2 separate regions of the Mus musculus genome follow, and region 1 is linked to region 2. A link is a loop called in an ENCODE intact Hi-C map of the cell type or tissue named here. Cell type or tissue: left cerebral cortex. All regions are shown on one strand. Each heading gives the region's core, and the rest is flanking DNA. Links, peaks and the distances in the headings are about the cores only. Region 1 has its middle 36 kb from the start of 4930474N09Rik. Region 2 holds the start of Gm51999.

What was found. Peaks named below come from ENCODE experiments on the same cell type or tissue, not always from the same donor. Only the 100,000 strongest peaks of a DNase experiment are listed, where the experiment ranks them.
Region 1: it touches region 2 in a loop (1.9-fold over the local background); 2 of 42 quality-filtered maps call a loop at or near these places.

What each region holds. Positions count from the first base shown.
Region 1 is chr12:99,123,671-99,129,044 of GRCm38, forward strand. No RefSeq gene overlaps it. Among named protein-coding and RNA genes, the nearest start is that of 4930474N09Rik, 36 kb to the right of the region's middle. In left cerebral cortex, for the core only: CTCF peaks have their summits at 341 and 2,678 (motif pointing right); a DNase peak (open chromatin) is centred at 442.
Region 2 is chr12:99,391,607-99,396,980 of GRCm38, forward strand. All of the region lies in intron 1 of Foxn3 (forkhead box N3), which reads right to left. Gm51999 reads left to right here and starts at 560. Exons shown (of 1, transcript XM_030247043.1): 1 at 560-2,038. The coding sequence starts at 773. The coding sequence ends at 2,023. In left cerebral cortex, for the core only: a CTCF peak has its summit at 2,244; DNase peaks (open chromatin) are centred at 533, 1,632 and 2,123; H3K4me3 peaks cover 2,254 bases; H3K27ac peaks cover 1,886 bases.

The DNA of each region.
Region 1 (5,374 bases), core at 179-5,178, 270 kb before region 2:
AACTCCCCCAGGAAAAGTTGATGCTACAGGGGTCAAGGTTCTTGGCTATGGCTTTGAAACCTCCTGGCTCAGCTCCACCAAGCCAGGAGTTAAGAAAGGGGGGAGAACTCGGTCTTGTCTCCTGGGGAAAGAGGCAGCTGCCGGGCCAAGTCTCATCCGCCTTGCTTATTCTGCATTTTTGGGTGAGCTGTTTTTGTTTAATGTAAGCAGAGCAAATCCATCCATAGCAAAATCAGAGAAAATAACTTGTTGATGTGTAAACCAGGATGTCACAAATAACCCTGTTTGTTTAATTATAGCAGGCTGAGTGCTGTGAGCAGCAATGGGGGTGGCGGCCGCGGTGGCGCTGCTAGGGGAATTCAGGATACCACTGCAGGCTACTCGGAGGCCTGCGGAGGAGACCTGGAGGAAGAAAAAAAAAAACGTGTGTGTGTGGAGCCACGTGGATAAACTGGGACACATATGGTGCATGAGTCAGGCTCAACTGAGTGGGTAGACAGCTTTCAGTGCTAATGGGAGCCTGCTGTAGAGTGCTAGACAGATAGATTAAAACACAGGTGAAAGAATGAAGCGGATATGTGGAAATAAGGAGGCTGTGCACTCAGCAAAGTGGCTTCCTGAGTAGTTGCATCATGGACACCGTGCTCTTCCCATGAACGCATCAGTGTTGTAGAGGTCAGAGGTCATAGAAGAGTGGGTGTCATACAAAGGTCTCCTGTCTCTCTCTATCAGATGTTACCATCCTGCCTGTCTTGGTCCATCTTGTGTTTCTTCCTTTCCTTCCTTCTTCCATTTTCTTTTGTTGGGGGTGGGTGTGGCTCAAGACAAGTGTTCTCTGGCTGTCTTGGAACTCAGGCCTCTGCTAGGGTTAAAAATGTGCACCACCCCACCCAGCTCTCTTCCTCCTTCTTCTCCTTCTCCATTCTCCTCCTCTTCTTCTTCCTCCTTCCCCTCCTCCTCTTCTTCCTTAAAAGTAATTAACTATTTTGACCTGGAACTAATGATGACCAGGCTGGCCTTGAACTCTAGAAAGCTCCACCCTCCCCAGCTGGAATAAAAGGTGAGTGTCACCATGCCCAGACATTTAGCTTCTATAACAAAATAGCCAAAGCTGGGTAACCTGCAACACGAAGGCCTTTGTTTGGCTCATGCTTCTGGTGGCTGGAGGGTCCAGTAGCATGACATCACCATCCTTGTGAGGAAGAAAAATGACCTCACATAGAAAAGGACAGGCACGTCCTTATGTCATAAGACTTATGAAAACTTGCACTCATGAGAGTTGATTGCACACAACTGATCCAGTTCTACAAGGCAGCATTAATTTATTAAGTGCGATCAAACCCCTAGCACCTTCCACTAGGTCCCACTTCTTAAAGGTCCTACCATCTTGTATGTGTGCTGACATGTCTGCAGCCCCCAGGACCAGCACTTTCATGATTGCTCCTTGGTTTGGGCTGTTTTGTTGTTTGTCCATTTGTTTCTTTTCCTGCATTGATTCCCAGCACACACTGCAAATCACAAAACCATGAGCCATACAGTTGGACCCTTACAGGACATGCCTGGCTCTTTGATATTAGCCAAAGTTCCTTTTGTCCTAGCCTATGTATGCCTCTTGTAGGCCAGCAGGATGGCTAAGCTGGTAAAGGCTCTTGCCACCAAGCCCGATGACCTGAGTTCAATTCTAGGACCCACATAGTAGGAAGAGAAAACCAACTCCCATAAAATGCATTCTGACCTCCATGCATGTACCCCCTCCACACACATACACACAATAAAATTTTAAGGTATTTTTTAAAGTGTCCCTTATTGTGACCCTGAATTATAGAGCTCAATCTGCTCTTACGGATGCCAGGACCCTACCTCTGTCAGTAGGTCCTGGAGATGGCACTCTGAGTGACCCTGAATCTGTTTCTCTGCTACCGCACAGCACCCTGGTTCTTATGCACTAGGACTGGGTTGTTCTGAATGCCTGACAACATGATCCATACTGGAGACCAAGAGTCTACCACATGACCCTTGGGAGATAGACTACACCCATGCTATAACTCTGTGCCTTTCAGGAAGAGCACAGAAGCAGAGACTGTAGAGCCAGAAGCTATGCAACCAAACACTTATGATCATGGGGTTTGGAACTGGGTAGACGCTGAGTCAAGTCTGGGTTCAGATTTAATCAGCATTAGTGGATGTGTAATAGCCTGGGGCTCTCTGAGCAAACAGACCCTAAGAAGGACGCAGGCTTGCTGAATGGCAAGCTACTCATTTTGTGTGGGGTGGTATGATGTGAGGCCCACACCAGTGGGGACAACTGTGAGGGCTCCCAGCTACAACAGATCTACACTGATCACTCATTGTACTTTTCTTTATAGGCCCTGCCTGAACCTCTGCTTCAGGGTGTGCCCCACCCACTCCACTCCAATCTTCCACTCTGCAGCCAGAAGGGCCTTTCTTTTTTCTCTTTTTTTAAACATATATATATAGATATAGATATAGATATAGATATAGATATAGATATAGATATAGATAGATAGATAGATAGATAGATAGATAGATAGATATAGATAGCTACACACACACACACATATGAGAAAGTGACACACACACACACACAGAGAGAGTATATATATATTGTTGCTGTTTTCAGACACACCACAAGAGGGCATCAGATTCCACTACAGATGGTTGTGAGCCACCATGTAGTTGCTAGAAACTGAACTCTGGAAGAGAAGTCAGTACTCTTTAATGAGTCATCTCTCTAACCACCCAGAAGGGTCTTTCTAATGGCCAAAGAGTTCAAATCGATCCTCAAGGTAATTATCAACGTTCCCCAAAGAAGTCTCAAGTCCTTAACATGGCTCTGGCCCATGAAGTTCCAGTTCTTCCTACCTCTGCAGCACCTGCCTCTGCTACATCACCCCACCCACTGTCCACCTCATTCTCAAGGCCCCCACTAACAACCTATCCCCACTACCTTGAACTCCCTCCCTGCAGCTTCTACTGCTTTTAGCATTAAGCCTCGACTTTGCTGGGTTCCTTCCCTCCCTTGGCAGTCCCCAGCTCTCTGTGCCCTAAATGTCCAAATATCTCTCTGACAGATGATCCCTGAGGACCAGGACATATCAGTTTTGTGCACTTTCCCAGGCTAGCACTCATCTGCATGCCTGGACCATCATAGGCACACCACAGATGCTGGCTGGCTGGCTTGCTGGATGGATGGATGGATGGATGGATGGATGGATGGATGGATGGACAGAAGGACCAATTCTGTTCTGTTTAGGGTCTCTTTCCAAATATCTGGTGTTTTGCCAACATCTGGTTTAGAAGCAGAGACACACTGTAGCCCTCGATTGGAAAACAACCCAAACATTCACGAATGAATCAATACGTCAACTCAAGCAGAGTCACACGATAAAGACAATAAAGGAGGCTGAAGGTGCCAGGGAATTTCACCTCCTGGCACAGTGGCATGCTGTGCTAATTGTCTCAAACGGAAGCTCCTTGGAGGTCATTGTATGCTTCATTCTGGTATTCCTTGATCTTCACACAGAGCTCAAAACTGTCTCCATCTCAGACTGAAATGTCATCACTATGCACAGAAAGGCAGACTGGGGGCTATAAGCACACTCCGATGGACTTCGCCACTAGAAAATGTCTGCTCTTCCAGCTCATTCAGATTCTAGAGAGAATTGTTTTACAGGCTAATTTCCAGCCAGGCCCATTCGTTCCCCTAATAATCCTTTCCTTTACGGCCACTCAAAATGGCCACTTTCTCCCCCCCCCCCCACGCCCGTCACCCCCAGGAAGTAAGCTCAGTGTGAGGAAACTCCCACAATTCATTCTCTCTCTCTCTCTCCCTCTCTCTCTCTCTCTCTCTCTCTCTCTCTCTCTCTCTCTCTCTCTCTCTCTTCACACACACACACACACACACACACACACACACACACACACACACACATACATTAATAGAACCATATGTCTTTTTTCCCTGTTAATCTGATGGTTGTCAGCTTATTCTAATGGACCTTGCCTTTGCCCTGCAAAATAAAATCTCTGCAATTAAACCCAAGAAATGTGTTCATTTCTCAAAACTACTTCACAGGATACTATAGAGGAAGGATTGTTTTAAAGGAGTCTATTTACTAAGGAGACCAGGTGAAGCAGACATATGCAGCCCACAGTAAATGCAGTGAACCCTCCACCTTGTTGGAGAAGGCAGTGACAGGAAGCAGTTTCTAGGGGTCTGGGCTGTTAGCCCACTCTGCTCCTGTGTCTGGTACTGGCAGCTCAGGCCGACTTAGCTGTGAGAATTATTTTGGGGTTATACACCTACGACAGGTGCATTTTCTATGTATATATTATAGTTCAATAAAAAGCAAACCAAAGCCAGACATGGTGGCTCACCCCTTTACTGCAAGCACACCTGAAGTACATAGAGATAGAGGCAGGAAGATCTATGAGGCCAGCCTGGTCTTCATAGCCTGAGTTCCAGGCCAGGCCACCCAGGACTATACAGGAAGAACAAGAAGAGGAGGAGGAAGAGGAGGAAGAAAGAAAAGAAAAAGGAAAAGGAAAAGGAAAAGAAAAAAAGGAAAAGGAAAAGAAAAGAAAGAAAAAGAAGAAAGCTAGAAGCCAGTATAACACTGGGCAGAACTGGATCCATGCAGGCTCCCTCGATTCACACTCACTCTCCTGCAATGCCCTACCGCACCGGTTCTCAGCCTTCCTGATGCTGCAACCCTTTAATACAATTCTTCACGTTGTGGCAACCCCACAACTATAAAATTATTTCATTGTTAGTTCACAACTGTAATTTTGCTGTTGCCATAAATCGGAGTGTTTGCTGTTGCCATAAATCGGGGTGTGAATATCTGATATGCACATCTTATGTGTGACCTCCAAATTGGGGTGTGAGGTGCGGGGAGAGGGGAGACCCACGGGTTGAGAACCGCTTCTCTTTCACCTGCCTTTGAAGGCCCCGCCTCAGGCAGCAGAGACATGTGGTCACCACACACTTAAGATTCCATTCACCTTCACTGAGATGGGAGTTAAGAGAGCGGACCCTGGAGCGGAATGTGAGGAGAGATGGAGGAGAGAACGGTTGCCCTGAAAAAAGCAGGGTAGGGCTGGGTGTAGCGGTGTGTCCTGTGTTCCCAGCACTCAGGAAACTGAGACAGGAGGCACTGGAGTTCAAAGCCAGTCTAAAGTACTCCATAAAACCCTGCAAGAACAAGCAAAGTAACCACGAAGAATTTGGGATGGGCAAGCACAGTGAGAGGCTTACAGCCGGGGCACCCTGAGTCAGGACGGTCAGGAGAACCTGTGATAGAAACATTAAATATTAACTTCTTGCAGTTATTCCCCCTCCGAATCTCCATCC
Region 2 (5,374 bases), core at 60-5,059:
GAAACCACAGCTGAGTTTTCCATTATATCTTAACTACAAAATTTTCCAAATCGCCTTTCCCTTCTTATTTTAGAGAGGCGGAGGGGTAGTGTGCGTCTGTGGTCAAGCAAACATTTTTTAATCTGCTGCTAATAATGTTGCTTCGAACAGTGACCCAACAGTGACCGCCTTAAGTTATTGGTTACGTCTCACACACCCTCCTTTTGTTTTCATTCTTTTTATGACTTCCTGTGTTTTATCTTCCTTTCTTTCTTCCAACGAAGAAAATGGAGTAAAAACGCTTACTTTTTTGGCTAATAGCAGAAATTCTCCAAATACCTGACAACGCCATTACGGCCCAGGTCTGAACAGATGTTGGTGGTGAACTTTTTAAAAAGTTGAGAAATCTTTCTCAACCAAAGCTGGGCAGTCGCGAGTTTGGGGGACCGGGAACCTCCCCCTCCTTGCGCGCGCACGCACGCACGCGCTCCACTCCCTTTTACTGTACTTGTCAAAAACATTTCAAGGGGACCAACGAGGGCAGCGATTGGCTGGGCCCTGCGTCAATCGGCGGCGTTGCCAGGCAACGGGAAAACTGCTCTTCTCCCCGTACACAGGGCAATTGGGAGCACACATACCTTCACTGCTGGTCAGATGTCATAAACCTTTTATTGGCCGCAGCGTGGCGAGACTAAAACAAATCAATACGCGCCCACCGTCCCTCCCAGCTCACGCGAGGCCCAGAAAGGCTTGCAAAGAGTCAGGGTGCGGAAGAGGCCCCGAGAGTCTCGGGATGCTCGCGGCCCGTGCTGAGCGTGCTCGGCTAGGGAGGGGATCTTTGTTAGGCGCCCGTTCGCGGTCCTGGGGTCTGGAGTTGATCGGCACCCTCTGCCAGACTCGAATTGCTGAGGATGCCTGTTCCGCAGACAATACCAACTCTGTCGCTCTCCGAGTCGGAGGGGAAACCGAGGCACGAGAAGCAGCCAGCACGTCGGGGCAGGAAACTCCTGGGCGGGCAACTTCCCGGCTCAGGACTGGGGTCCCCCCACCCCGGGTCCAGCTTGGCCCGCGCCCCGCATTGCGAGCCCCGTCCCCGTGCCGCTGCGACGGCTCTGGAATGCGGACCCCAGCCTGGGTGGTGCGGGCGGGCGCGGGCACCGACTCACCTGGCCGAGCGCGGCGCCGGGCCGCCGCTGCCTTCAGCGCAGCCGACAAAGTTTCGCTGGCGCCCAGCGGGCATCGCTCGGGGTCCCGCAGTGGACGCTCGAGCCCTGGGCGGGCGGCGGGGGGCGGCCGCGGATGCGGGCGACAGGGGTGCGGGAAGCGGCGCGGCATGGGCCCCGAGCGAGCGTCCGCGGGCGCCGCGTCCTCCCGCCGGCCCCGCCGCTCTCCACGCCCCGTCCCGCCTCCCGCTCGCCTCCGCTGCGGCGCGTCGGGGCCGGGGCGCGCCGAGCGGCGAGAAATTGTTTCCACTGCAAACAAAAAAAGGCGACACATGACCAGGCAGGAGGAGGGGAAGCGCGGGGAGGGAGGGGCGGAGAGAGCCGGAGAGACGGAAAACGTGGGCTGGGCGACCCCGAGCTGCGGCGCGGGTCCGCAGGGAGGCCCTTTGGCCAGGCTGGGTTCCCGGGCTCCCGTGCGGCACCCAGGGACCCAGGGGAGCCGGGCAGGTGGCGCGTGGCCGGCCCTCTCCCCTGCTTCAGGCCACACGGGCGGTGCTGCGCAGCTGGCAACGTGTCGCCGCAGCGCTTTTACCCCGGCCGCCTGCCTTACAAGGCTCGAAAGTAAAAATAAAAAGAATTACGACGCGAGCGAGGCTTCTGAGGGTGAAGAGAGAAGACTCCACTTCTCTCCAACTACTACTGCAGCACTCCCGAGGCGGGTCCAGTCCTCCTCCACCATGTACCTCTTGCCGGGGACGAAAAAACTGATCCCCAGCCTAGGTTGCCTTGGCTTCGGAGGGCAGGAGGATGGCCGCAACCACCAAGGGAGAGGTGAACCCCAAACGCAACGTCAGTGGGTTCTCCCCAGTAGGCTGGGCTAAGGGCCCCCATCTGGAAGGAAAACAAATCTCCGTCCTTTACCATTTTGAGCTTCATCAACTAAAACGATAATCTGCAGCCTCCCACCCCGCGCCCCCCAATGGCGCAGCCACTTCACCCAGTCTCCAGACACCTCCAGAGAATGGCCACCCACTGCTCAAGGCTCACCAGCCGGCTGCCTTTGGTGAGGATGAAAGCAGAGTCCAATAGGACACCCTGCTGGTGACATAAATAAAAATAGGATTGTGCACCACTCCCAGGTAGCTAGGCGAGCAGGTCCTACAAAGAGAAGCCCAAAGCCATCCTCCCACGCCCACCAGAAAAGTGGACAGCTATCTGTGAACTGGGCTGAAAAACCCAGCTGGACAGGAACTTTTATCATAGCCAGACAGGGAGAGAGAGAACAGTGAGAGAAATACCACGTGCTTCTGAGAAGTTTGTTTCAAAAAGAAAAAAAAAAAAAAAAAAAAAAAGAAAGAAAGAAAGAAAGAAAGAAAACTCCAAACCAATCTGAGACTCAATCCCCCACTTAACAAAACTTCAAGATTAGGTAGGTGGCAGGCAATCTTCAGCAATTCAGACTCACAGAGACTTCACTCCTTGCCAAGCAGCCAGAAGACCTGAAGAAGCCCAAGGTAGCCTGAGGTCATCCAGCGACACCTATGTTATTGAGCACATCTTGTGACTAAGCGCGGAAGGTACCCGGTGGCAGGCACATTAGATCATCTCTGGAGTCGCACACCAGTGATTCTAAGGCCCACTACTGGTAACCCAAACCAGGACAAGAGAAGATCAGCCACCTGTGGCTCAGCTAGGGCAGGTCCCCCTCCTACAACAGCGTGTCACTTGACAATCTTTAATCCTCACCAAAGGTCAAAACTGACTTTAGAGAATGTACTCTCCCTGCTCCGCCTTGAGCTGCCAGCCCGCCCAACCCCTCTCACACTTCCTAGGCATCTCTCTACTTAAAGTAGGCCCAGCACATTATTTCCTCCCCAGTCCTTCTTCCTAGGTTCTCAAAGCAGGTTGATTAGGCCTGAACTATGTATGTCATTCTTAAAACTCCCTTCCTGGTCTACAGAGTGAGTTCCAGGACAGCCAGGACTATGCAGAGAAACCCTGTCTCGGAAACAACAACAACAAAAACTCGCCTCCTAGGGTGTGAGCTGGCCATGCCAAATAAACAAAAACTGAACACACAGGACAAGTTTAGGCTCTAAGAAGCCATCGAGAGAGGAAGGAGCACAGTGAGTGGGGAAGCTGCCTTTAATGGGCTGGTCTTATCTTTCCTTTCCCTCTGAGGGCATTCGCAAGCTGAATGAGTAGCTTGTCTGGAGAAGCCTATGAGAAACATCTGGAAAGCCAACCCTAAGTCCCAATACCCTTAGGTGGGGGTCCTAGCTGTACACATCAAAGGAGCCCCCCACCCGGGGGCTGATTGTGCTGACAACCTCTACCTCAGGCAGGAGACGGAAAAGGGGCAGCAAACAGATTTATTGAGTATGACTTGATTTCTTATTTTTCCCTTTTCCGTTCGAGATATGCTAAGAGATGTCAGGCAGGTGTTGTCCCAAAGAGAGAAAGGAAGGCTGATAAGGAAGGTGCAAGGTCCACAGGTCTGCCTGCCTGGTGATCTAAAATGGACCCCAGCAGACCTTTGCTGTAAGCCAGAGTGAGCTTGGTGTGCCCTCCTCCAACAGTGATTCAACAGATCCCTGGCTCTGGGACAGGCAGCCTTGACATTAGCATCCAGGGGCCAAATTCCTGTAGGAATGGCCTCATGCTCAAGTTCCTGCTGTGTTTTCCAAATATACCCTAATATCTTGGGTGCCAAGAAATCTCAAGCAGGCCAAATAATTTAAACTATTGTTTTAAATAGCTATTTGACAGCAGAATCCTATCTCAGACCCAGAACTCATTTCTGTTGTTGTTGTTGTTGTGGTTGCTGTTTGGAAATTTGGTTTTCTTGTTTTGTTTTGCCGCTGCCTCCCCACTCCCCAGACAGGGCTTCTCCGAGTAGCTCTGGCTGTCCTGGAACTCACTCTATAGATGAAGCTGGCCTCAACCTCAGAGATCCACCTGCCTCTGCTTCCCAAGGACTGGGATTAAAGTCACATGCCACCACTGCCCAGCAACATTTATTTTCTGATTGCCGACTTGATGGGATCACTCCGTACCCCATCTGGACACAGACTTGTGTTCTGGGACAGCCAGCGCAAGGCAGTATAGGCCTCCATTCCTCCTTCATGGTTCTTAATGGAATAACTGATAGTCCCTCAAAGCAGTGACAACTAAGTAGATTCCAGAGAGACCTTGCTGTAGGTGCAAAGACCTGAGGCAGGCCTGGAAAGACGGCCCTCTGCTCCAAGGTAACAACAACTGGTTCCAGTAAAAAGCAGGCAGCTCAGCTGGTGGCATGGAACTGGGGACAGGATTCCTGCTTTTGTCCCTCCCTCCAGTTCAAGGTATTTCTTGCTTCTTGCCAGTAGAGATACTCTACTCTCCTCCCTGTGGGACAGCTTGCTTATGGTCACACATGGCTTCCCGGCCATAGTTCTTAAAGTCCTCTGGTTTTAGCATCCACCATCTGCAGACTGTCTCAAGTCTTCTGTCCTCTAGTTTAAATTCTCAGGGAAAGGAGTCCTCTGACCCCTCTCACACCCCCAGCCCCCAGAAGAGAGAGGCAAAGCCCTTGGTAGACTATCTGACACAACAGGCTTGGGGAACGAAGCATAGATAATTTTGTGAGGAAGAGATGTAATAAGTATGGTTGGAGTTAGGCCTGGCAAGATGGAGGAGCACCCTAAACCTGGGTTGTTTGTCCAGAAAAGTCTGGAAAAGCCACCCGGGGAGCCACTCCATACAAGTCCAGATATCCCTAAATGGGGTCCTAATATGTATATCAAGAAAGCTCTCCTTGAAATAGCTGTTCTGACAACCTCTCCTCCAGGTAGGAGAGTGCAAACAGACTGAGTATAACTTGATTGTGTTCAAAATGCCCTTGTTTGTTAGACAAATATTTACCAAGCACTGGGTTAGGTTCAGGAGGGACAAAGTCTTGTTCCTGTGGGGTTTATATATTTGTAAATAGATATGGAAGCATCATAACAAAACTCATGGGATACCAGTGTTAGTGGTTCCTTCACATTCCATTCTCAAGGCAAGGGAAATGGCTAGGTATTTTTACAACCCACAAGTTGTGTTATCAAAGAAATAGGATTCAAAAGATGAATGGGATCTGGATACAGCATGAGTTTTTAGAGTGGGAAGAGCGAAACAGAGAACCAAAAGCTGTTGGAACAGCTCAGACAGCATGGCAACCCTTCACTCAAAAGGCAGGGTGGGAGCCGAGG